Linked DNA regions of Mus musculus: all the other regions are linked to region 1. A link is a loop called in an ENCODE intact Hi-C map of the cell type or tissue named here. Cell type or tissue: left cerebral cortex. All regions are shown on one strand.

What was found. Hi-C counts contacts between places; a loop is a spot of excess contacts. Peaks named below come from ENCODE experiments on the same cell type or tissue, not always from the same donor. Only the 100,000 strongest peaks of a DNase experiment are listed, where the experiment ranks them.
Region 2: it touches region 1 in a loop (2.0-fold over the local background); 5 of 42 quality-filtered maps call a loop at or near these places.
Region 3: a loop joins it to region 1, with 2.4 times the contacts of the local background. A loop is called at or near these places in 10 of 42 quality-filtered maps.

Annotation. Positions count from the first base shown.
Region 1 is chr11:121,350,383-121,358,382 of GRCm38, reverse strand. It overlaps Wdr45b (WD repeat domain 45B), which reads left to right and starts at 3,936. Exons shown (of 10, transcript NM_025793.3): 1 at 3,936-4,156. The coding sequence starts at 4,090. Rab40b (Rab40B, member RAS oncogene family) reads left to right here. Exons shown (of 6, transcript NM_139147.3): 5 at 301-523; 6 at 1,075-2,262. The coding sequence ends at 1,346. In left cerebral cortex, a CTCF peak has its summit at 4,517 (motif pointing right); DNase peaks (open chromatin) are centred at 3,912 and 4,589; H3K4me3 peaks cover 2,257 bases; H3K27ac peaks cover 1,751 bases.
Region 2 is chr11:121,254,476-121,262,475 of GRCm38, reverse strand. Narf (nuclear prelamin A recognition factor) reads right to left here. Exons shown (of 11, transcript NM_026272.3): 11 at 6,620-8,000. Foxk2 (forkhead box K2) reads right to left here and starts at 2,489. Exons shown (of 9, transcript NM_001080932.3): 1 at 1,954-2,489. The coding sequence starts at 2,345. In left cerebral cortex, no CTCF peak of the experiment used is centred here; DNase peaks (open chromatin) are centred at 1,912, 2,589, 3,082, 4,235 and 1 more place; H3K4me3 peaks cover 2,459 bases; H3K27ac peaks cover 1,712 bases.
Region 3 is chr11:121,232,150-121,240,149 of GRCm38, reverse strand. It overlaps Narf (nuclear prelamin A recognition factor), which reads right to left and starts at 2,914. Exons shown (of 11, transcript NM_026272.3): 1 at 2,799-2,914; 2 at 1,633-1,731. The coding sequence starts at 2,825. In left cerebral cortex, CTCF peaks have their summits at 2,416 (motif pointing left), 2,897, 3,415 (motif pointing left), 4,466 and 2 weaker places; DNase peaks (open chromatin) are centred at 2,452, 3,035, 3,379 and 4,466; H3K4me3 peaks cover 2,593 bases; H3K27ac peaks cover 2,064 bases.

The DNA of each region.
Region 1 (8,000 bases):
AGTGCTCTTCCTGCCTGTCCCAGCTTCTGATAGTGGTAGCCATCTTTGACAGTCACTTCATCCTATGCCATCATCATCATGTGGCATTTCCCTGTGTCCCCTCTGTGTCCTCTCCTCGCCTTATGAAGACACCAGTCATTAGAATAATCCCCCCCTCCAATTCAATAAGACTTCATTTTAAGTTATTACATTACACAAAGACCCTATTTTCTAATAAAGTACTGTTCTGAGGTTCTGTGAGGACATGAATTTGCGGGGCCATACCACTCAACCATTTTTCTTGTCTTTCTCATGCTCTAGCATGCCCCTGGGGTTCCTAAAATCTTGGTGGGAAATCGGCTGCACCTGGCATTCAAGCGACAGGTGCCCACTGAACAGGCCCAGGCCTACGCCGAGCGCCTGGGTGTGACCTTCTTTGAGGTTAGCCCTCTGTGCAACTTCAACATTACAGAGTCCTTCACAGAGCTGGCTAGGATCGTGCTGCTGCGGCATGGGATGGACCGTCTCTGGAGGCCGAGCAAGGGTATGTTAGGAGGGCCAGTTTAAGTCTCCTTTAGCTCCATCAGATGTGAAGTGGCTCTATAGCTCCTTGCATAATTGTCTGCCTCCTAGGCCCCCACCTCAAGGCTTCTGTGGCCATTCTCAGAAATCAAATGCATTTAGGGGTTAGGAGATGGCTCAGTGGGAAAGGGTACTTGCTGTCAAGCTCTAATCTGAGTCTGATCTCTGAAACCATGGTGGGCTTTGGATCTCCACATGTAGGGTTATAGCACATGTGTGAGTGAATGGGTGTGTGTTTGCACTATATAAATGTTCATTTTAAAAATCAAATATATTTGAAGGGAATAATTATTACAGCTTTGGAAGAAAGCTCACGATGAGATTTTTCTGTGGTCTGTACATGGGCAGAGGTGGAGGCAGAACAGGGTCTGCTATAGTCATCAGTGACATAGCCATCCCATTTGAGATTCCTAGTTCCTGGAGGGAGCAATCAGATGTGGGGCTTCTTCCTCCTTGTAGCCATCCCTAATCATAGAACACATAAGATAAGCAGTTCTCTTTTCTTTTCCCAAGTACTGAGTTTGCAAGAGCTCTGCTGCCGTGCTGTGGTGTCCTGCACGCCTGGGCACCTGGTAGACAAGCTCCCCCTCCCTGTCGCCTTAAGAAGCCACCTTAAGTCTTTCTCGATGGCCAGTGGCCTGAACACCAGGATGATGCATGGCCGCTCCTACTCCCTCACTGCCAACTCCAGCCACAAGAGGAACAGCTTCCGGAAAGTCAGGACCATCCGCCCACCCCAGAGCCCGCCCAGGAACTGTGCCAGGAACAGCTGCAAAATTTCTTAGAGGCTGGAATTGGTGGCAGTGGCCTGTAATCTCAGCTACTCAAGAGGCTGAGGCAGGAGGATCACAAGCTCAAGGCCCATCTAAGCTACAGAGTGAGTTCAAGGCCAGCGTGGGCAATTTTGAGACTCCACCTCAAAATTAAAAAGTGAGCTGGCTCTCTGGGAGAGTCTGAAGACAGAGACCTTTCCAGACTCGAGGAACATGTTCTGCATTTATTAACGGTAACGATGCTGCTTCCTTTGGAATGCCACTGCCGTGGTAGGAATGCCCAGTGCGCTGTGACTGACACTTTTGTGTGGATGTGCATGAAGCTCTTGTTCTAGACTTGTGTGTGCAAAGGGAAAAAAATTAGTATTCTTCTCTACTCTTGATAATATGAAATTATGGATGTGACTTTTTATCATGATTGTTGTGCAACTTTTTCTGTAACTGCTTTTATATGGCTGATAAAATGTGTGTAGTGAATACATGTTCAAGGAAATTTCAGAAGCAATGATAATCAGATAATCTAGCATTACTGATACTACAAGAGGGGCCTTTTGTAAACATTTTAATGTCAAAGCCCCAACTTATAAAAAATGCTGCAGTTTCACAGGTTGTGTACAACAGGTCTGTCCCATTTGGGTAGGACATGGATTTGATAAAGTTTTTGCTATGTTGTTTACTACATTTTGAGATTAATAAGTAATCTATATTCATATTTTTCTGTAAACCTACATATTTTGTACAAAGTATCCTACAAGTTCTGAAACTATGGGAAGAAAATGCCAAAGATATCTCCAATTATGTTGAACAAAGCCAGCATTGTTTCAACAGATTAGCAAGGAGAGAGGTATTTCAGTAAAGGAGAAGTAAAAACAGTTATTTAAGGACTATGTTTCTCAATAAAGTGGATACTTGCTCCTCTCTTGACAGAGTCGTGGTATCTCTTTCTAGATCCAGGTACAGCACAGCTCTCTTCTGCACTTGTCTCCTTGCCTGTTTCATGATGTTTACCCCAAAGCTTAGTTTTGTCCTATGTCATCTTTGGAAAGGATTTCTTCCCAGAGAAGAAATGCAGAGAAAACACGTAGTGCTGTATGTCATGACGAATGCCTAGTATCCCGGTTCTTGGGAGCTTGAAGCAATATTACTGTGATACTTTGACCAACTTGGAGCTACATCGTGAGTTCCAGGGTTAGAGAATGAGACCTTGTCTCAACAAGATAAAGTGGAAGTACTGAAAGAAACACGCTCTCATGTGGCTCCTGGTAAGTGTCAGAGGTTTGTTAGAGCTGTGGCCAGACATTTCCCTAGAGATGAAGCCCTTGTCACTCCTTGCCAACAAAAAAACAAAAACCAAAAACCAAAACAAAGCCACCACAACATTCTGGCGTTATAAAGGCTCAAGTATAGGTCTCTCTTCTGGTCCTGCTGCTTAGGAAGCTAGACCCTATGAGAGATTAAACAACAGGAAAACTGAAATAAGATAAAGCTTGGATACCCTAAGTTTTTATTAGTGATTTACAATGTCTTAACATTTTTTGAGTCTCCAGATACATAATAACAATGTCCTTAGAGAAGCAGGAGTGTAGCCATCTGAGCCACTGAAGGCCTGAAGCTGGGGTCATCCAGCCCTGTGGAGATGAGGTGAATAGATATCCAGAGAGGCAGGTGAGTGTGTAAGCCAGTGAAACCCGAAGGAACAAGGCCTCCTTGACAGTGGCCAACTATCAAGACATCCTGCCAGGACCTTCACAGCCACCTTATTGTTGTGCAAATGTTCTCACAGATGGTGAGACCGTTTAGGGCTTGAACATTCATGCCTCAGCTGCCCTTTCTTAGGTTCATAACTAGAGAGATGAAAGGACAGTCCCTGAAGTGGTTTCCCCTCCCCTCTTCAGTGCTGATGGGATGAATGGTGGGCTGTGTGGGACTAGGGTCCTTCTGCTTAAGCTTCTTGAATCCTAAGACGCTACAAGTCTTCATTTGGGGGAAAGGATGGTAAACAGGTAAGGGGAGAAGCCAGTGAGGAGAGAGGGAACCAGAGAATGAATTGTAGTAGAGAGGAGAAAGCACCAGCTTCCAGAGCCATCCCAGACCCCTGTAAACAGAGCACCCCAAACAACAGTCGCGAGGTCTGGGGATCTTTTCTGTGAGGTTATGTCCTATTATGTCTCTTTGGAAATTTGTGTCTGTGAGAGGACGTGTCAGATGGTTGGGAAAGCTCGGGAAGAAATAGGGGATAGTCTGTCTGTGTTTGTCTCTCGGGGAAAATGCAGGTACCATTACACGAAGGCTGCTTCTGGTCGAACACGATGTGTATCGTGGGAACGCGGTGAGGGTTTCAGGAGACTGTGTTGTGGGCAGGAGCGTTGGCGCAGTCTCTTCTCTGCCCTGTCCTTGGTCCCATCAGTCCTGCCCTGCTTGTGTGAGTGCGGGGCACCCAGCTCTCTCCGCAGCTTCCCCTCGGCTGCGTCCTGCCCCGCCCCTTATGGACGCGCCCGGCGAGCCCTCGCCACCTACTTCCCGCCACCTACTTCCCTGCAGTGGACGCGTCTGTCCCTCGGCGCTTGCTGGTTGCGCGCACGCGCGCCCACAGATCCGCGCGCACTGATGACGCAGCACTGACGACACACGCACGACGCAAGTCCCCAGGACCCTGGCTTCCGGCCGCGGCGGCCCTAGCGCCGCGCGACCGGAGAGATCGCCTGGTTGCGAGCGGTATGCGGTGCTGAGGAGCCACAGTCCCTACGACGGCGCCATGAACCTCCTGCCGTGTAACCCTCACGGCAACGGGCTGCTGTACGCCGGCTTCAACCAGGACCACGGTGAGACCCCGGGCCCAGCTCCGTGGTAACACCCCAGCCCTTCCGGGAGACCCCGACCCAACGCTACCGCGACCGCAGGGCCCCGGAGCTGTCGCGAGCGTCCCCCGGACCCTAACCGGAGACTCGGTCGCGCCCTGAGAGCTCAGACTCTGGCGGCTCTTTCAGGAAATCTCCGAACCGCTCTGTAGGGAGGACCCCCCCCCCCCGCGGTCCTTTCCAGCCCGGGCACCCATAGCGGGGAGAAACACCCACCCCACCCCACCCCTCCGCGCGCTGCCGCCGCCCGGGTCGGCGGGCAGTGCCACTTTTTTACCGGGTACCTAAGAACCCGCAGGCTTACTGCTGGGCGTCAGGGTCTCCAGCGCTTACGTTGCCAGCGGGTGGCGTAGCGGGACCTGCCCGTCGCGGGGCGGCAGTTTGTCGTGGTTCTTGCGGCTGGCACCTTCGTGGAGTGTAGGTTCTTCGCCTTGATGTCTTAGCTGTACGCCTCTCCCTCCCCTCTGGTATTTTCTTCTGTTCTGTAGGATGAAAGGACTTACATGATTTGCGTTCCCGTGACTGCCTCTTGCCTCTTGAGTTTGGGGTCTTGGAGAAGGTATTCTTGCTTCCAAGATAATGGGCGGGAACCCCTCTTAGTGGGGATTATATCCCCGAGACGCTTTTTCTGCGTAACCCTCACTGTCCTGGAACTCACTCTGTTGACCCTGTCTCTGCCTCCCGGGGTGCTGAGATTAAAGGAGTGTGCCACTATGTCAGCTAACTTCCCTTTTCTAAATCTCCTCAAGGGAAAAGGGTAAAGGCTGATACTCTGGGCTTCTAAGAGTTATAACATCTTAGCTTTCCGTATGTAAAATTTCGAGGTGCTGTAGCAAATGTATGACTTACTGTCTTGGAAAGTGAACTTAACTTGATTTTTGTTATTGTTGGGACTGGATCTTGCTCTCCTGTTCAAGCTTATCTTAAGCTGTGCTCCAGGAATCTTCCCTTCACAGTCCCTGGAGCAAGTGGGATTGCATGCTCACTCTATTGCCCCTGGCTAAGAAGATGAGTTTTTTTGATTTTTATGTTTATTTTTATTTTTGAGACAATTGGCACTGTGTATCTCTGGCTGTCCTGGAACTCCCTAAACCTCCTTAAAAATGTTCACCACCTGGCTGTTTTTATTTTTGAGGTGGGGATCTTACTATTACAGACTATAGTTAGGTAGTGCTTTAAGTAGGTAGTGCTATTGTGCATCCCATTTGCATATATTCTCTTAGAGTCCATGTGCTAGGCATTTGAAGAAGTTTGAGGGATGCGTTCACTATAATCAGAACCTGTAGGATAGCTATAAGCTATAACATTTCCAAGGTAAACCAAGGTAAGAGGGAGAGAATGTGCATAGCCCATTACAAGTGTGGAAAGCCTTCCTTTAGATCGGACAGAGATAGGCAAAAGTATTATTGTCCTGTGGAAGCACAGACAGTTCTGGGAAGAGAGCAGTTAGACTCCAGTGTGGTGGCCTTGAGCAGTACGGGATTCCAGGCCTGGTTGCAGTGTTAGGGTTGGTCCCATTGTGGAACTGTGAAGGAGCAAGCGCATGTAGCATCAGCACGTGGGGGCTGAGAGGCTCATGGACATCATATGAGTTCCAGGACAGTTAGGGCTACACAGAGAAACTCTGTCTTGTAAAACCAGAGGGAGAGAGAGGAGAGAGAGAGAGATTAGCTTTTATCCAGGTGTGGTGGCACATACCTTTAGTCCTAGCATGTGGGGAGGCAGAAGCAAGCAGATCTCTTTTGAGTTTGAAGCTAGCCATGTCTACAGAATAAGTTCCAAGACAGCCAGAGCTACATAGAGAAATCCTGTTTCCAAAAAGAAAGAGAGACAGACAGACAGACAGACAGAGAAAAAGAAAATAGCTCTTGAGCTAGCAAATTGTCTAAGTTACTTTTCTGTGTGATGAGACACCATGACCCAAGTCAACTTATACAGGAGTTCATTGTGAACTTAGAGTTTCAGAGGGTTAGGGTCCATGACCGTGATGTCAACGGGGAAGCAGGCATGTCACTGCAGCAGTGGCCGAGAGCTTACACCTGTTCCACAAGCAAGAAACAGAGACTGAGACTGGGAATGGTGTGAACTTTTTGGAGCCTCAAAGCATGCTCCAAGCGACACACCTTTTCTATCAAGACCGTATCTCTTAATCTTTCCTAAATAGTTTCTTCAACTAGGCAACAGGTATTCAAAACCATGAGCTGATTGGGGCCATTCTAACTCAGACATTCACAGGAATGTAGCCCAGTTTATGGAGCTTTCATGAGGTCATATAGGTTTGGGCTCCAGTACTTCCCTTAACTGGAGTGGTGATATAGTCCTGTAATCTCAGCCTTGGGGAAGTGGAGGCAAGAGGATCCAGAGTTCAAGGTCATCGTGGACTACATGAAGCCCTGTTTCAACGAGACAGACTTTAATGCAGTTTCTGGCTGCAGTTAAGCCTTATAGTATGAACTCGCATCAAACAGTTGAGTCAGTCACAATTTGGTTTTGTATATACTGATTTCTAGATTTGATTGTTTTTGTTTTTTGAGACAGGGTTTCTCTGTAGCTCTGGCTGTCCTAGAACTCAATCTGTAGACCAGGATTTCCTCAAACTCACAAAGATCCTCCTGCCTCTGCCTTCCAAGTGCTAGGATTAAAGGCATGTGCCACCACTGACTGGCTGCCATTGGTGTTAAAACACCTATTAAAAATTGAGTTTAGAAATCACTTTGTGTGTGTGCGCGCGTGTCCTTATATATGATAATGTATGTATAGGTACATATGCAAGCACAATCATGTTAAGGCCAGAGGTGGGCAGTGGGTGTCTTCCTGTACCACTTGACCTCTTGAGACAGGGTCTCTCACTGTACCTGAAACTTGCTCTTTCAGTTAATCAATCTGGCTAGTGAGTTTCTGAGGCTTCTGGAATGCCCTTATCTCTGCCCTCAATGATGGGGTTTTAGGTACATGGGACTGTATTGGTTTTAATGTCGGTGCAGGGGATATGAGCTGAGTTTCTCAAGCCTGCCCAGAAGCACTCTTACTATTGATACCTCTCTAGCCTCAGAAATCACTGTTAAGTACCTTTGCAAGGACTGGAGAGAGGACTTAGTTGTTCAGAGCACTTGCTGCTCTTTCAGAGAATGGGGTTTTGGTTCCCAGCACCTGTGTCAGGTAGTTTACAACCCTCTGAAACTCCGTTTCCAGGGGATCTGATGCCCTCGTCCAGCTGCTCCAGGCACTGCATGCACATGATGTATATACAGACAGACACACAGACACATTAAAACATTTTTTTTGCCTATGTAATTTTAAATTGTTGAAATTACTTTACTTTTGAGGTATCTCTCCAGACTCATTTTTGGGTTTTGTTTTAGTATTTTCAATGAGGATTTTTGTTTAGGTTTGGTTTTTTGGATTGGTTAGTTTGGTGGTAAATCGTTTTCACCAATGTATAGTGTTTCTTTGTCAGGATGTGTCACAATTAGCTGTTTTACCATTTGTGGGGTTCCCCTCTTCTCCCATGACTATAGTGGTCCCTGCAGCACTTACTAGACCATGTGTTTGGTGAGCGTGTGTTCAGTTTCTGAGGTGCTTGTTGTATTCCTTCCTTTTTGCCTCCCACTGAGGAGTTCTCAGGTCCACACCCCAGTGCGCTTTATGTTTCTATGATTTTGACTGCTGTGCAGTAGGACTTACTGTGCTGTTGTGTGTGTCTGTTTTCTTGGTTCTGTAAATTACTGGACATCTAGATGTCCACATTCTCTTCTGTTCTCACTTTTTCCTCCTTTCTTCTATTTCCTTTTTCATCTTCCTGGGCTAT
Region 2 (8,000 bases), 96 kb after region 1:
AAAATAACAATAAAAAATAGCTTGTAGGCCAGCAAGACAAATTACTGGTAAGGGCCCATGCTGCCACATCTGATGATCTGAGTCTGACACCCAGGACCCACACAGCGGAAAGAACTGACTCCAGCAAGTTGTCCTCTGGCCTCCATTGTGCTGTAGCAAATGCAAGCAAGGCACAGATATAAACAAAATGAACTTTCTACGTAGAGCAGGCTGTCCTTGAACTCAGAGATCCACCTGCCTCTGCCTCTTAAGTACTGGAATTAAAGGTGTGTACCACTACACCTGGCAATAAATGTCATTTTAAATTTATTCTATTTCATGTGTATGAGTATTTGCCCACACATATGTTTGTGTACTATGTGCATGACTGGTGACCACAGCATTCAAAGAGGGTATCTGATGCCTAGAGCTATAGTTACAAATAGTTTTGAGTGGTAATGCTAAGAACTGACGCTAAGTCCTCTGCAAGAGCAACAAGTGCTATTAACCAGAGACTGTTAATATTTTTAAATAAATAAACAAACAAACAAATAAATGAACTTTGTAGCCAAGCACAGTGGTGCATGCTGGGACACCCTCCCAAAGCTAAGAAATATGGAGTACAGACACATCAAACCTAAGTTAACACAGCTCTTGCTATTATCTCCAAAAACTGAAAGCAATTAAAAAACCTTCAGTCTGTGGCAAAAGCTCTACTAGCACTGATCTAGAGAGGGACCCTGAGGAATACTTAGCATTTCCTGGAAAGCAAAGTTGTTTTTCAAGCACAATAAACAGTAAGTTTATCCAACCACAGAACCAAATTGAAATTGTTTTGTGCTGTGATTGACAGTTCCCTATGAGGCTTCCTTGTAATAATTTTGTAATTATTCTACACAATCTTGTAATAATTCCTTAAAAACCAAACACCCTTTGTTCTGTTTTTTTGTTGTTGTTGTTGTTGTTTTATGAGACGACGTCTCAGCATGCAACCCAAACTATTCTAGAGTTTACTCCACAGTCTAACCTACCCTGGAACTCAAATTTCTACTGTCTCAGCCTCTAGGGTGCTGGGATTACAGGTTGAATACACTCCACCTGGCTAAAAATGCTTTTTAAAGATTACTTGGTTGAAATTAGTATCCAGTTTTCCCAGATTTCTAAGGTTCTGGACAGACAGGCTTCTAATCCTTCATGTTTGGGAGTTTTCAGTTTTTAGGCTACAAAAACACTGGGGAAAGAGAATTGTTAGGCTTAAGACGCTACCTCCAAAATATCTTGCTACTGAAACGTGAATTTAAAAAAAAAAAAAAAAAAAAAAAAAAGGTACCAGGTATCTACCCTTCATTTTAGATAGTTCTCCACCACACACATCTTAGCATCTCCCTTGGGTGCCTCCTCCCTGATGGTTAGGCACAGAGCACCCATAAAACTTCCACCCACCAACGCTGGTGATGATGGCAGGGAGGGCTGAGGGTTGATGGCAGAAATGATGGTCTGTGTTCTGAGAGTCCCATGTCAGACTGGACAAAGGGCCGTGGGTTAGAATACCAGTGCAGGGGACCTGGCAGTAGGAGGGCAGACAGGAGTGGGCCAGCATGTTAAATACTCCGGGTGGAGCGCTGGGGGGCTGTGATCCCAGTGATGGTCGTGGGCATTAAACTAGGGTAGGTCAGAATCAGTCAGGTCTTGGTTATGGGCAGTGAATGGGTCCTGGTGGTGAGTCTAGCCTTCCTTGCTCCCGGATAGCGGATCAGGATCCCTCCCTGATGGGGACCAGGTCTTGTCCAGGGTCTGACCCTGCTCATGGGTAGCTGACGTGGGTCTTCTGCGTCCTGCCTGATGATGGGCAGTGGGTCTGAGTGCGGGTCCCGCCCCTCCCCGGGGGTGGCTGCTGTGGGTCAGGGTCCCTCCCTGCTCTTGGGTAGCCACCGTGGGTCAGGTCCAGGACACTGCCCCCCTCCCGCCACTCACACGCGCGGCAGCTGCAGCGGCGGCGCCCCCCGCCGCTGGAACACCCCGTCCACGAACACGCCGTTCTTGCCGAGACAGCGCAGGTAGAAGTCGCCGCCCGCGTCCGGCCGGGGCTGCGCGGGTTCCGGGGCGGCCGCGCTATGGCCGCCGCCCGGGGGCGTGAAGATCTCCAGGTGGCGCCGCGAGATGAAGCTCGAGTGGCCCATGCTCACATCTACCGAGCCCTGCGATGAGTTGCGGCCGATGGTCACCGACCGCTTCTTCATGAGGTACTCGAACTCGCGGCCTTCGAGCCGCGCCACGGCCCAGCCGCCCGGCGGGGATCCGCCGCCCCCGGCCCCGCCGCCCGCGGGAGGGGCGCCCGCGCCCGAGAGCGCCGCCGCGGCCGCCATCGCCTGCGAGGCCTGGCCGATCCGCGCGGGCGCCCTAGCGGGCCGAGGCCCGGGCGCGGTCGTGGGCCGCGCGAGCCGAGCACGGTCGCGGAGACCGCCGGCCGGCGAGGAGAGCTGCGAGGGCGGGAGCTCGCACGGCCGCGCGCCGGCCCTACGACGGACGGGCACGCCGACCAATGGGCGCGGCGCACGCAGTGGGGCTACCGAGGCCGGCCAATGGGGAGCCGCGCCGCCGAGCGCCCGCACGTCCGGCGTCGTCGCGCGACGCAGGTTGGCCGCGGCGGCGCGGAAAACCCGGGGCGGAGTGAGGAGTTGGCGTGGGGCCGCGCGCGTTCGCGGACTGAGCGGGGGTCCAAGGTCACGACGGGCGCGAGTGCGCCCCGGGAGCCGCTGGCCCCTCTCACACTCCGCCCTAGGTTGCGTAGAGTCAGGCGCGCTGCTCGGGAACCTGCCGCATCGACCCGTATGTCACAGGGATGTGACAGAAATTACCCCAGTATGCATAGAGTTCTGCACTCAGTAATTCATACCAAGGACTGCAAATCTGAGCTTTATTCCAATCTGTGTATGTGTGATAGAGAGATCCCATCTCTCCCATTAAAAAAGAAACCACAACGCGGGCCCGTGGGAGGAGCAGAGCTATGCAGATCGAGCAGGCTGTGAGGGGCTCCAGAAGCCGGTGCCAACATAGAGGTGAAGCTGAGACCCCTAGTTTCTTCCCCAGGAACGAAGGGCAGTGGATGCACCTGCTTTAGCTCTGGTAAGAGAGGCACGTGGTCATAAAGAACGTCACACCAATATGGTGGCCCCTGGGTGCAGGCGATGGGACGCAGTGTTCTCTCACTGATGCACAAAAGGAGTTCATTCAGGTCAGGGAGAGTGGAAAGGTTGAGAGTCTGGACTTAAGCTGCATAGGATAAAGTGGACATTCTAGCCAAGAGCTTCTAAACAGAGGCCCCAGACTAGAGGCATGGGAACATTTTGCGTTCTAATTCATTCTATGTCTAAACTTGCAATACATTTAATGGGAAACAGTCTTTATAACATTTACATATCTTATTTGACATATGTGTCTGTAATTACGGGATAAATTCCTAAGGGTTCAAAATGCTTTGTACTATAAATATGGCAAAGAGCCATTTCATTAAATATTAATTTGAGGCATTGTAGGTGATGTACAGAAAACTATGGAAATGATAACTAGGTGAGTATCTAGACAAACACAGTTCAAGGACAAAGGGTGTCAAGAACAAGAAATGCCCTCCCATTACTGTTGACACCGTTGTGTTGTCCTGCGCACTGCCTAGGGCAGGTTTGAGGCTCTGCCATGTGACTCTAGCATCTATCTATAACATGGCTAGATCTAACTTTTTACACCTAGCTATCCAGGTATGTAAAGTAAGCATACAAATCCAACACTTATGTTGCTTTGTTTGGCTTTTGTGGCTGGTTTTGGTGTTTTCTGTGGGGAGGGAAAGACGATCAGTCATATATAACCCTGGCTGGCCTGGAGCTTACTATATAGGCCAAGATCACCTCGAACTCATAGAGAGCCACCCACCTCTGCCTCCCAAGGGATGGGAGTAGAGGAATGAGCCACCATATCTGGCCAAACCAAACACTTATAAAGATATTTATTTTAAAGCACTTCTTCAATGTACATGTAAACTTAAGCATTTATTACAGATGAGAACGCCGCTGTATTCTAATAGGATATATGTGCTTATCTGTTCCTGTGTATGTATCCCACTGTGGGCCATGCAGCACCAGGGACTGATGTCAGGATGTCCTCTTCAAGGACAGGGTCTTTCAATGAACCTGGAGTTCTCGGTTTTGGCAAGGCCAGCTGCCTAATGAGCCCTCGGGACCCATTTGCCCATACTCCCACATATGCCCCATTCCCGCCCAGCAGAATATTTGATCCTGCAGGATATAGAGCATCTCTGATGTTTTTCAGAGTTGATCCATATGTTTTATTAGTTGGTTTGTTTGAGATAGGGTCTCACGATGTATTCCTGAATGGCCTGGAACTCACCATGTAGACCACCAGGCTGGCCTGGAACTCAAGAGTTACCTTCCTATGCATCAAGTACTTTGATTTAATGTGTACTCCAGCAATTTTTTTTTTTTTTGAGACAGGGTTTCTCTGTGTAGCCCTGGCTGTCCTGGCACTCACTTTGTAGACCAGGCTGGTCTTGAACTCAGAAATCCGCCTGCCTCTGCCTCCCGAGTTCTGGGATTAAAGGCGTGCTGCCACCACGCCTGGCTTCCAGCAAATTTTGATTTTATGATTATCAATAAGAACACTGATTTATATAAACACACAGCTACAAAATAGCAGAAGGGTGTTTATGATCATTTCAATAGTTGGCAAGCCTTTCTCCAAAATAAATGTAAACAAAAATCATGATACCAATTAGAAGGGCTAAAAGTATTAATATGACTGACATTATAAAGAGCTGGCGATGACATGAAGCAGCTGAGACTAGAAAGTGGTGAGGCACTATGAGAGATGGTTTGTCTCCTTTCCTTGCTTTCAAGGCTCCCCTCAAACCCTGAGAGTTCTGAGGAAGACCTTGAGTGCCAGATCCTAACAGCAGATGGTGGGATACAAGGCACTTACCATGCCTGCTCGTGTGGTGCTCAGGGTAGATCCAGGACTTTGTGCGTGATAGGCAAGGAAAATATATCTGACTTCTTGTGAATTTCACAGACGAATAATGTATGTTCCATCTTGAATTTTTAAGAATACTCTAGGTTTTGCCTTTTGTGAGGGAGGGGGGATAGGTTTCTTTGTATAGCCCTGGCTATCCTAGAACTCCCTCTGTAGAACAAGCTGGTCTTGAACTCAGAGATCTGTCTGCCTCTGCCTGCAGTGCTGATATTAAGATTTAAGATCTTTTTATTTGTGTGCCACATGCATATGGGTACTCCAGAGTCCAGAAGAATGTATCATAGCCCCTAAAGCCGCAGTTAAAGGTGCTTAAGTCACCTGATGTGGGTCCTGAGAACAAAGCTTAGGTCCTCTAGAAGAGCAGCAAGCATACTTAACTGCTGAGCAAGCTCTATATCCACCCCACCCCCAAAGTTACTGTCAGGATTTAAAAGGTAACATCACTAGACATGGTGGCTCATGCCTCTAACCCCAGCACTTGGGAGATGATGGAGGCAGGAGAATCAGTTCAAAGCAAGCTTTGGCTAAATGTGACCATAATCTCAAAACAAAACAGAAAGGGAGTTGAAGGGAAAGGGCGTGAAAGAGGGAGACCTGAGTGTGGCTGGATGTGGTGGTCTACAACTGTCTCAAAACCACCCAAGTTTGAAGAAAGGAAGCAGGAAGGCAGGTGGAGGGAAAAGGATTTCTTGTTTTGTTTTTTGAGATACTTTCTCCATCATTTATTTCTTGCTGGTCTGACACTCACTATGTAGACTAGGCCGGCCTCCAAATAAGAGATCCATCTGTCTCTACCTTATGATGCTGTGATCAAAGTTGTATGCTCCCGTATCTGAAAAAGTAAGATTCTGAGACTTTATTCAATCTTCCCTATCAGTGATATGAGGCGAGAGTCACATCTGCTAGGTTGGCTGAGTCAAGTGGATCCCTTGAGCCAGAGTTCAAGGGACCAGGCTGTTTCTGTAAGGGGTTGGGGGTGGGGAAAGAAAGGGAAAGATGGGAAGGAAGAGAAGAGAGAAATCAGAGGGGAGGGTGGGGAAGGGAGAAGGAAAAACAGACCTGGGGACATAGCTTCTTTATCAGCGTGCCAGCTTAGTATATCCCCAAACTCTGCATGCAATTCACCACTGTAAAAACAGGGAGGGTATGGTGGTGAGTCTGTAATCCTAGCACGTGGGAAGTAGACACAGGAGGATCAAGATGGAGATTTAAAGACCAGCACAGGCTACAAAGTGAGCTCAAAACCTGAGTAACTTAGTGAGACCCTGTCTCAGAATAAATAGTGAGAGAAAGGGTTTGTGTGTGCACTGGAGGTATAGCTCAGTTGTAGTTTTGCCTAGTGTATGACATACCCAGGTTCCAGTCCCAGCAGTAGACAGGCACACACACACTTTAAACTACATTCAGGGTCTGGAGAGCTGGCACAGCAGTTAAGAGTTCTTGCTGCTCTTCCAGAAGACCAGAGTTCAGTTCCCAGCACCCACAATGCAACTCACAGGTCCCTGTAACTCCAGTTCCCGGGCACCCAGTGTCCTCTCAGGCCTCTGTGGATACCCATAAACACCTGACTCTTACTCAAATAGACACACATACACATAAATAAAAATCATAATAAATCTTCCATTTCAACTCAATGTTTACAAGCTGAGCCGTGAATCCACAGAAGAGACGGTGCTTCATGAGTAGTGAGATGCGAGGTGTCTTCTCTGACATAAATGACTGCACTCTCTCAAATGGTAAACCAGAGTAAGTTCTTCAGGCAGTTTCCCATCTCTAGATGCAGGAGGGAGCCCCATATGTAATATGCCAAGTGGAAAAGGAGCCACACTTCCTGATTACCCTTCCGGCCAGCTGTGCCCCTCAGGTGAGTGGTGTACCCAGGGCAGCGCCTGCAGCCTAGCTGCCAGCTGCAACCCCAAACCCTGTGGTTGGCTCACCTGTGATGCACCTGGGAAGCCCACATGTCGACCAGTAATGGGTAAGGCACACACTGAGTCAGATCTTAACAGCAGTCCAAACAACGTACTAAAGAATGCAGCAATCCTCCCTGTCACTTTCTGCTACTGTGGATCTTGAGAACGAATGTGGTGCCCATGGATGCTAGGCACACGCCCTGCTCCTGAACTATGGCACAAGCCCTGACAGAACTATTTCTAAATTACCTGTAACAGAAACCAAATTTAGTCTTTGAGACAGAATCTCATCATGTAGAAGCACGGTTACCCACAGTAGTGCAAACCCATACAGCTCGGGCCAGGTAGGAATCAAACTAAGATTGGGCCTCTGCCCAAGCAGAGCAGAAGCATGGTACAACAGAGCACTGGGCAGATAGGAGCTTGGGTTATGCCCCTCATGCCTGCACCAGCGTACGTTGTCCACTCTGACTGTCGTGATGCTTTGACTGGGTCCTGTCTGTCAAGAACTTGCTCACTTCATACTTCCATTGCTTTGGGCTTTGTTTTTAGGGGGGAGGGAGTTGGGGGATAAGGCAGGGTTGCTCTATGTATTCCTGACTGTCCTGGAACTCACTCTGTAACCTAGACTAGCCTCTAATTCACAGAGATCCACCTGCCTCTGGCTCCAAGTGCTGGGACAGAAAGGCACCTGTAGTCTTGAAAAGCTCACAGGGCCACGGCCTAGCATCAGTGAAACAGAAGGTCATAGATCTCACATCTTAGCCCCTAGCCTATGTTGCTATCATGGGTGGTGCCATGAAGTTTGCAGGAAGTCAGTCCCTTCCCACGCTGACTCCCCGTGTTCTGAACCTTCTCCTGACCTATTAGAGAGGGACTGGGAAAAAGGTATCATCACCCAGGCTGGGGCCTGGTGAGGGAGGCGGACTGCGGGGTGTAGTCCAGGACAGGAGAACAGCTGACTCCTTCAATGCCACACTCAAGACCCCATTGCATTGTTTATTCCATAACCAGTTACTTTGGGGATGGATACCCAAGGCATATAGACTGAAAGCAAAAAAAAAAAAA
Region 3 (8,000 bases), 120 kb after region 1:
CAGCATCCATACAGTGGTTAACAACCATCTATAACTCCAATTCCAGGAGATCAAACATCCTCTTCTGATCTCAGCGGGCACCAGGCATTTATGTAGTGCAGACATCTATCCGATGGTCCATCCTACCTTCAATTCTTACCTTCAGGGCCCAGTCTACCAACTTTTACCCAGCATCCCTTAGCCTTTTAAAAATTATGCCCACACTAAACTGCCAAGATGTTGGTTAGACTGTGTTCAAACTTATCTCATCCTTACCAGAACCCTGGGATGGAAGAAACTCAACGCCTCACAACACTGATAAGAAATAGGGCCTCAAAAGGGTTGTTTTATTTTTGGAGATGGAACTTTACTGTGCAGTCTAGGCAGGCCTCCCCTTCTAAGGTATGCCCTAATATGTCAATGGGATTTTATATGACAGGGTAGGCATTAGGGTACAGGTCTGGTGTCTAAAGCATTGGCCCAAACTGATCCAGGACTCCAGGGACCATTGCCTCTTGGTGCACTGCTGCTCCCCAGAGGCCTGCTTCACAAAGGACAGCACTGGACACACAGGAGGGCCAGAACTATGCCCATCAGATTAAACAGTACATCAGAAGTACTAGGTCGAAGGAAAAAAATTCCTGCCACCTACTTCCCCAATGTCATTAATTCTACACTTACATAAAAAAGTTTTATATTACATTGACTGATTGCTTTCTTGTTTGATGTTATGTGTGTGTGTGCAATATGTTGGTGTAAAGGTAGAAAGACGACTTGTAAAAACTGGTCTTTTCCTGTCACCTGTGTTCATAAGTCTCCAGATGTCATATATGGGTTCTGGGGATCAAACTGACATCCTGAGACTCGGTGGCAAGTGTCTTTACCGGCTGAGCTATCTAGTAAGCTCTAAAATCAATTTGTTTGTTTGAAATGATTGAGCTCAGAATTTCAGGCTAGCTAGCTAAGCTCTCTATCAGTTGACTAATCCTTAGCCCTCCCTCAGTTTTTGTGTTGAGATAAGGTCTCATTATACAGCCTAGGTTGACCTTGAGCTGGACCTCCAAAGGTGTACCAGCATTCCTGACTAGTCCTAATATTTTCTAAGACAACTGTGACTGTAACCTTCTCTGTGAATCCATAGTGTGGCATGACACATGCAGTAGCCTCTTCAGAGCATGAAGTGAGACAGGTATGAAGCTCAGCTCCAAATGTGATACAATATGTGATACAATGTGATACAGTATGTACAAACAAGCATCACAACTAGCTGAAACAAGAACTGAACTAAACAAGCAGCTTAGTTAACTTAAACAGCAAGCTTAAAGAATCATGGAACTTGACCCTCAAGTCTGCATGCATTACAGAATGTGAGTTCCTTCCATTTTATAGAATAAGGTTTCAACACTGTACCACAATATTCCTATTTCTCAAGCAGTTCCTGGCCTGGTATGTTTGAGAAGACTCAAGACTGTCCTATACATGGCTCTTCCCACTTTTACTTCAGTCTTTCTTAGAGCAGTGAAGTGCAAGGTAGTATAAGACTGGACAGAAGAAACAACAGTAGCCACTCCACTCACACTCACGTTAGGCTGACACAAACCCGATCCACTCACGCTCACGTTAGGCTGACACAAACCCGAAGCATCTACTTGCCTCTTCACTCTCCTTGGCTGGGCTGGCCCCATCGCTTGGCTGGGCCCCATCACTGGACACATTCTCCTGGTCATCAGTTTTTGATTTTTTACTACATTCCTTTAAAAAAAAAAAAAAGGATGGGGGATGTTAGAAAGGAAAATTATTTTTCTTTTCTCTATTTTTATTTATCTATTTTTTTCCTTTTTAGATCAAGTCTTTCTACATAGTCCTGGCTGTCCTGGAACTCACCATGTAGACCAGGCTGACCTCAAATTCACAGAAAGTCTGCCTCTGCCTCCTGAGTGCTCAGATTAAGATGTGTGCTACCATATTTTTTTTTAATGAGATAGGGTCTTGATAAATTGCACTGTCTAACTTTGAGCTCCTGCCTCAGTCTCTCAAGCACTGGGATCATTGGTGTGTACCACCGAGCTCAGTCAAGAATAATTTAGTGTGATGCCAAAAACCAAAACATATCCTGAGCAGTCGATCTTACTTCTAAGAAACCCTTTCTACAAAATAAAATCATCCATACTTATAGAAGGGTACACATAAACACTCACACCCTCCATTTGTATTGTTTGTAGTAGTAATGAAGAACAGGAAGTGATCTAACGGTAATATATATAAGAACATTTAGATGTGGCTATTACACAAGATTACAGGCGATTCTCTGAAAAAAAAAAAAAACAACGTATGGAGTATTTGGATATGATACAATTCCTGTAAAAAAACAAAAAACCAAACGAGATTCCTGCACATGCATCACGTGTGAAGGCAAGTGAGGCAGCTGTCAGTCACTTCAGCCACCTAGTGGAGCAGGACAGGAGGGCCTGCCTGCCCTTTATTCCTTCTCCACTTCGTTGTATTGAAGTTTGTTGTTGTTTAAGTAGAAGAGCCGCTCAAAGCATCATTTCTAATTACTTTATTAATCGTTCACTTCCACAACAGGGTGCCGGGACTGAGATCAATCCCCGGCCCCAGAACAGTAGCTTCCACGGACAGTCCCGGCGGTGCACTCGCCTGCAGTGGACAACAGCCAGCTCGCCGCCCAGTCCTCTGCAGACAGGTGATGGCTGTCAGAGGCCGACATAACAGAGCAAGGTGCACCCGGCTGAGCCCGACCCTCACCACCGATTCCAGCCTTGGCTTTCGCCCCTAGCCCCGCCGGACGACGCACCCACCTTTCGTGTGCAGTGCTCACACTTCATCTGGAGTGGGACTGGCAGGAGGCCGACGCGCCTAAGCTGTGAGGAGTAAGGAAGACTGGAACACCGCCGCCTGCCGCCCGCTAGCGACCTGCGACCCTTTGTTGTCTTCTTGCACGGAGGCCCCGCCCCAAGGACTGTAGTAGACCAATGAGAGAGCCTAAGCAAGATGAGCCACACCCCTGAGCCAATGAAAAGAGTGCAAGGATGGTATGGCACGCTCACCCCGCCTCCGCCGCTTAAGCCAATGAGAGTGTGAGGAAGTGGCAGGTCCCTCCCAGGAGCCAATCAGAGAACGGGGGTGGAGCTTGTCCCTCGACTAGTAGTTGCCCGGCCGGGACATATCCTCCTGTCAGTTTTTGCCTGGTTAAGGACTAATGGGGAAAGTTGGCAAAGGCGGGCGTATGAGGCAGGAAGAGTGCGCTGACCGAGCGGACGAGGCCGAATCGCGGCGACCTCAGAGCGCCTTGCTCAGTGGCCGCGGCCTGGCCCGCTCAATCAAGTTAGCGTCGTAAGTTCTGCTCTACTGCGTCTCCTGGAGGGCGGAGCCGGCGCCGCCCTCTACCGCCGCCATGACCAGCCAGCGAAGCCTCACGTAGGCCGGTGCGGCACAAGTGCACATGCGCAGCAGGCTTGCTTTGCTTTATGGGCAATGCTGCTGAGTCTGGCGTGTAGATTCAAAGTAGGCTGACCTTGAATCTTGGCGAGTTAGCGCATGCCTTTAGTCCCAGAACCCAGGAGACAGAGCAAGGCAGATCTCTGAGTTCCAGGACGGCCAGTACTACACATGTACCTGTCTACAAACAAAATGACAGGTAGGATGAGCAGGCCTATTGGCAATTACCCAACACTCAGGAGGCTGAGGCAGGAAAATGATAAAATTAAAGCCAACACTGCCCTATACTGCTACACAGTGAGACCTGTCTCCAAGGCAGATTAAATGCATTATTCTTTTGTTGTGTTCCAATCCCCTGGGAAAGACCAAAGACAGACTCAATTCAAATTTAAATTAAATAAGTGCATTCTTACTCCTACCTGAAGGACAGCGGCTTTAGAGCCAAACAGCATGCTGGAAGAAGGCTAAAGGAAAGCTTTATAAAGTAGATATCATAGCTGCACACCACCTACAGAATAGGGCAAGTTACATAATATACAAAAGATGTACCTTATCTATGGAATCCACAGCTGGGCAAGAGAATCGTCCTGTGTAATAATGTACATATAACTCCCCTGGGACAGCTAAAGAAACTTACTATAGTACCAGGCATCCCTTAAAGGCCACTGACCTTTGACCTGGAATGTCAATAATAGAATGAGATTATAGGATAATGGTTTACCGAGGGAAGTGTCTCTAATAACTGAGAGCAGCCTGTTTCTGGACCAGCAGTAACAGTGCCCCCAAGTTACAGCTGGCTGTCACATCCCCAGCCCTAAATTCTCTGAATTAGCTTGTTAAATGGAGTTTGTTTTTCAGTGCCTTCTAAAAGCTGAGTTTAAACATATCATTAGAAATATAAGGGGGCTAGGGAGATGATGGCTAAGAGCACTGCCTTTCTTTCAGAGGATCAAAGTTGGTTCTTAGCACCTGTGACTGACTGGCTAGAAACTTCCCGGGCTCCAACTCGAGGGATCTAGCGCCTCTTCTGGCCACCGGAGGCAACAGACACACAGTGCATTTGCTCACATGCTGCCAAAACGCTCATAAAACAAAAAGAAATATGAATTTAGGGCCCAGTGAAACGGTTTAGTAGGTAAAGCAAGGTAAACCCCTGCAAGGTGTCCTCTCCTCCACTTGCTACTATGGATGTGCGCACACACAACATAAAGAAATAAAAATGTTAACATCATTGTGAGTTTACCTTACTTTCAGTTCACTAAAATTATTCTCAGTGATGTCGGGAGTACGGGCAGTCGCCCGAGGAGCTCCAGGTCCTATCACCAGAACCAAAACCTGTTCTGTCTCACAGCTATCTTCTGGTTCTCTTCCTCTCTCCTGTTTCATGCAATTTTCCCATGTACATGGAAAAAATATATATGTATATGTGTATGTGTGTGCATTTGTGTATATACTTGCACACATACAGATGTTGGTTCTCTCCTACCATCCTGGTTCCAAGGATCAAACTCAGAACCAACTCTAGGAGCTCAGCCATTTTGCTGATCCTCTTGATTACTAACTGCAAGGTTAGGCAAGACTAGAGAAGGGAAGACAGGAATCATAAGACTGTCTAGTTGTCTAGTTGGGGAGTTTCTTTTGTTTCTACATTCTTTGAGCTACACTCATATGAACTGTCAACACATTCTTTTTGTTCTGCACGCTTATATAGCTAAAACTGTTTTTATTCTCAAAATTCTGGTAGAAATAACTTGATATCAAGTACCCTTCACTACTGCGGAGAGCTGTGTAAAGATTACTCTTACACTTAAGAGTCTACAAATGTTCAATGACATATTATATCTGATTTGGTTATCCTGCTGGAAGCCAGTCAGACACTATGACCCACACCTTAATGCTTAGAAGCAGTAACCAAACATTAACGTCCACACCCAACTTGTGGAGTTTTATTAAGATGGAGTCTCTTGAGGCTGGAGGAATGGCTTAGCAGTTTAGAGCATTTGCCATTGCGGAGGACCTGGGTTGATTCCTGATTCTGTGTATTGGTTCCCAACATTTCCATTAACTCCTGTCTCCAGGGTATGTGACACCCTGCTTGGTTTTTGTTGTTCTTTTGGTTTTGGGGGATTTGTTTTGTTTTGGTTTGGTTTGGTTTTGAGACAGGGTTTCTGTGTGTAACCTGGCTGTCCTGGAACTCACTCTGTAGACCAGCCTGGCCTTGAAATCTGGGATCCACCTGACTCTGCCTCCCAGGTGCTGGGATTAAAGGCGTGCACCATGACTGGCTGGCAGCGACGCACTCTTTTGACCTCTGTGAGCACCAGACATACATGTGGTACACATACTACACACAGGAAAAACATTTACACACACAAAATAAAATCAAAGGCCAGCTATGGTTTTGCACTTCTTTTATCCAAGCGCTTTGGAGACAGGCGGATCCCCACGAGGTTAAGGCTTGCCTGGTTCACACAGCGAGTTCCGGACAACCCAGAACTAAAGTGAGGCCCTATCTAAAAAATAAACAAGTAAATCAAAATAGATCAAATATGTATTCTATATTGAGCCACATACACAGCCTGCAAGATGTTTTCTTAGGTCATACTGAACTCTTCAGGCATGTACTTCTTATTTATTATTTTTTCAGGGTTGTGTGACAGAACTTCCTGATTTGTCATTATGTCACAACATACACATGATCCTCATCCCAAAGAGGGAGCCCATGACAGACCACAGTATGGATCCCACCAGAATCTAACCTGGGGAAACAATGAGTTCTACTGGGTTATTTGCAGGAATATGGGTGAGGGGTTATGAGAGTCAAAGTGATTCAAAGTGCATCACAAAAGCCAACCACAGCTTGGGTGACAGCTCACAAATCTGGGACCCTGGAGCACATGCCACAGCTTACAGGTAGCTCAAGAGGTTGGAGAGTGTCTCTTTTCTAAGTGTCCCAGTTGGTCTAACCCTCTTCCAGGCAGCTGGTCTGGTCTGAGAGTTTTCTTAGCAGCTGATCTTCCTTCTGTCTGAGAGAGACTTTCAGCTTTTGTTGCTTATATGTACTTTCCTGATAAAATATTTATATTGGGGGCTGGGGAGATGGCTCAGCAGTTTAGAGCACTGGCTGTTCTTCCAGAGGACATGGGTTCAATTCCAAGCCCTCACATGGCAGCTCAAAACTGTACTCCAGTTGCAGCAATTCTGACAGCTTCACACAGAATGCATGCAGGCAAATGCCAATGAATATATAATAAATTTTAAGATGTTTATATTGCCCTGTGTTGCCATTATAGCTCTGCAAGTGGATAATTATAAACAAGTTTTGCATAACCAACACCAGTTTCTGAGAGGTACAGAAATTGTTCAGTTTCATTAAGCATAGGTGTTGGAAAAACAAACTACCTACACTGAACCAATAGAGCTTGCTTTCAATCTGCCTTCTAGACTCTCAGCTACACTCAAAGCAACGGGGTTTGCTTAGTCTCAGGCAAATGCTCTATCGCTTAGCTCAATGATTTTAGCTTACTACATAGGTACTGGGTTACATCTCCGAGAGGAAAGGCTTTCTCAATGAGAGCAGTGCAGCTGTATGCTGAGGGGGAAAGCTTTCCCCAATAGTTGCACAGCTCTGAGGGAAACCACCAATGTTGTTAAACTGTCGTTACAGTGGAAGTGTTACAGCTCTGAAAGGAGATCATTCTAGCAGTAGGGAGCCAAGGACTACCACAAAGTAACCCGACACAACAAACCTCATCAAGAGATTTGCTGTGACAGAACAAAGAGAGTGGTTGCCTATGCTTGGATGAGAAGTAGATTGGAGTTGAGCAGGAGACAGGCTTATATAGGGCTTCTTCGGGGAGGAGTTTTGCCAGGAGCCTGCCCAGGCAGTTTTTCTACAGGGCAGTCCAGCCATGGAGGAGATAAGGTGAGTGAGTGCGGAGGTGGCCAGGCAGTCTTGCCCCTGTGACTGACTGGTAATCAGGTGCTTCTTTATTTTACAGGTTTCACAGAACAAAAGACAATTTCACAAAACAATGATTATTCAGGAAGTATCGATTATATTTGATTTTTCACTTTATGTCCAGAGTTACAAGTTCAGTCACAATCAGAAAATACAAATAGAACAGATTTTATTTTTATCATCAGCCCTATAACTCCAATTTAAAGAACCTAAAGAATGTCTCCTCCAAAGCAAACACATTTATTACATGACAGCCTGCTTTTTGGCTGGCAATGTTTGCAGTTTTAAAGCACTCCAGACAAACAAAATATCTGAACTGGTCTTTTTATTAATAACAAATACTAATACCTAACTTCTTTTATTACTTCATCACCTATGCTATAAAGTAGGAAAAATTTATTTTAGTCAACCTATGTTACTTACTGAGTTAGTTCTATTCCTCCAAGGGTGTATCCTGTACAACCCCCTATCTTTAAACTTCATTTTCAGAAAGCTCTAAGCATACTGTAAAGGGAGGCCTTGAATGTAACCTATTCTCCTGGCCAGTCAGAGTTTGTCAGTTGTCTCGGTTTACCCTGCACCAATTACACTGTTTGAGTTA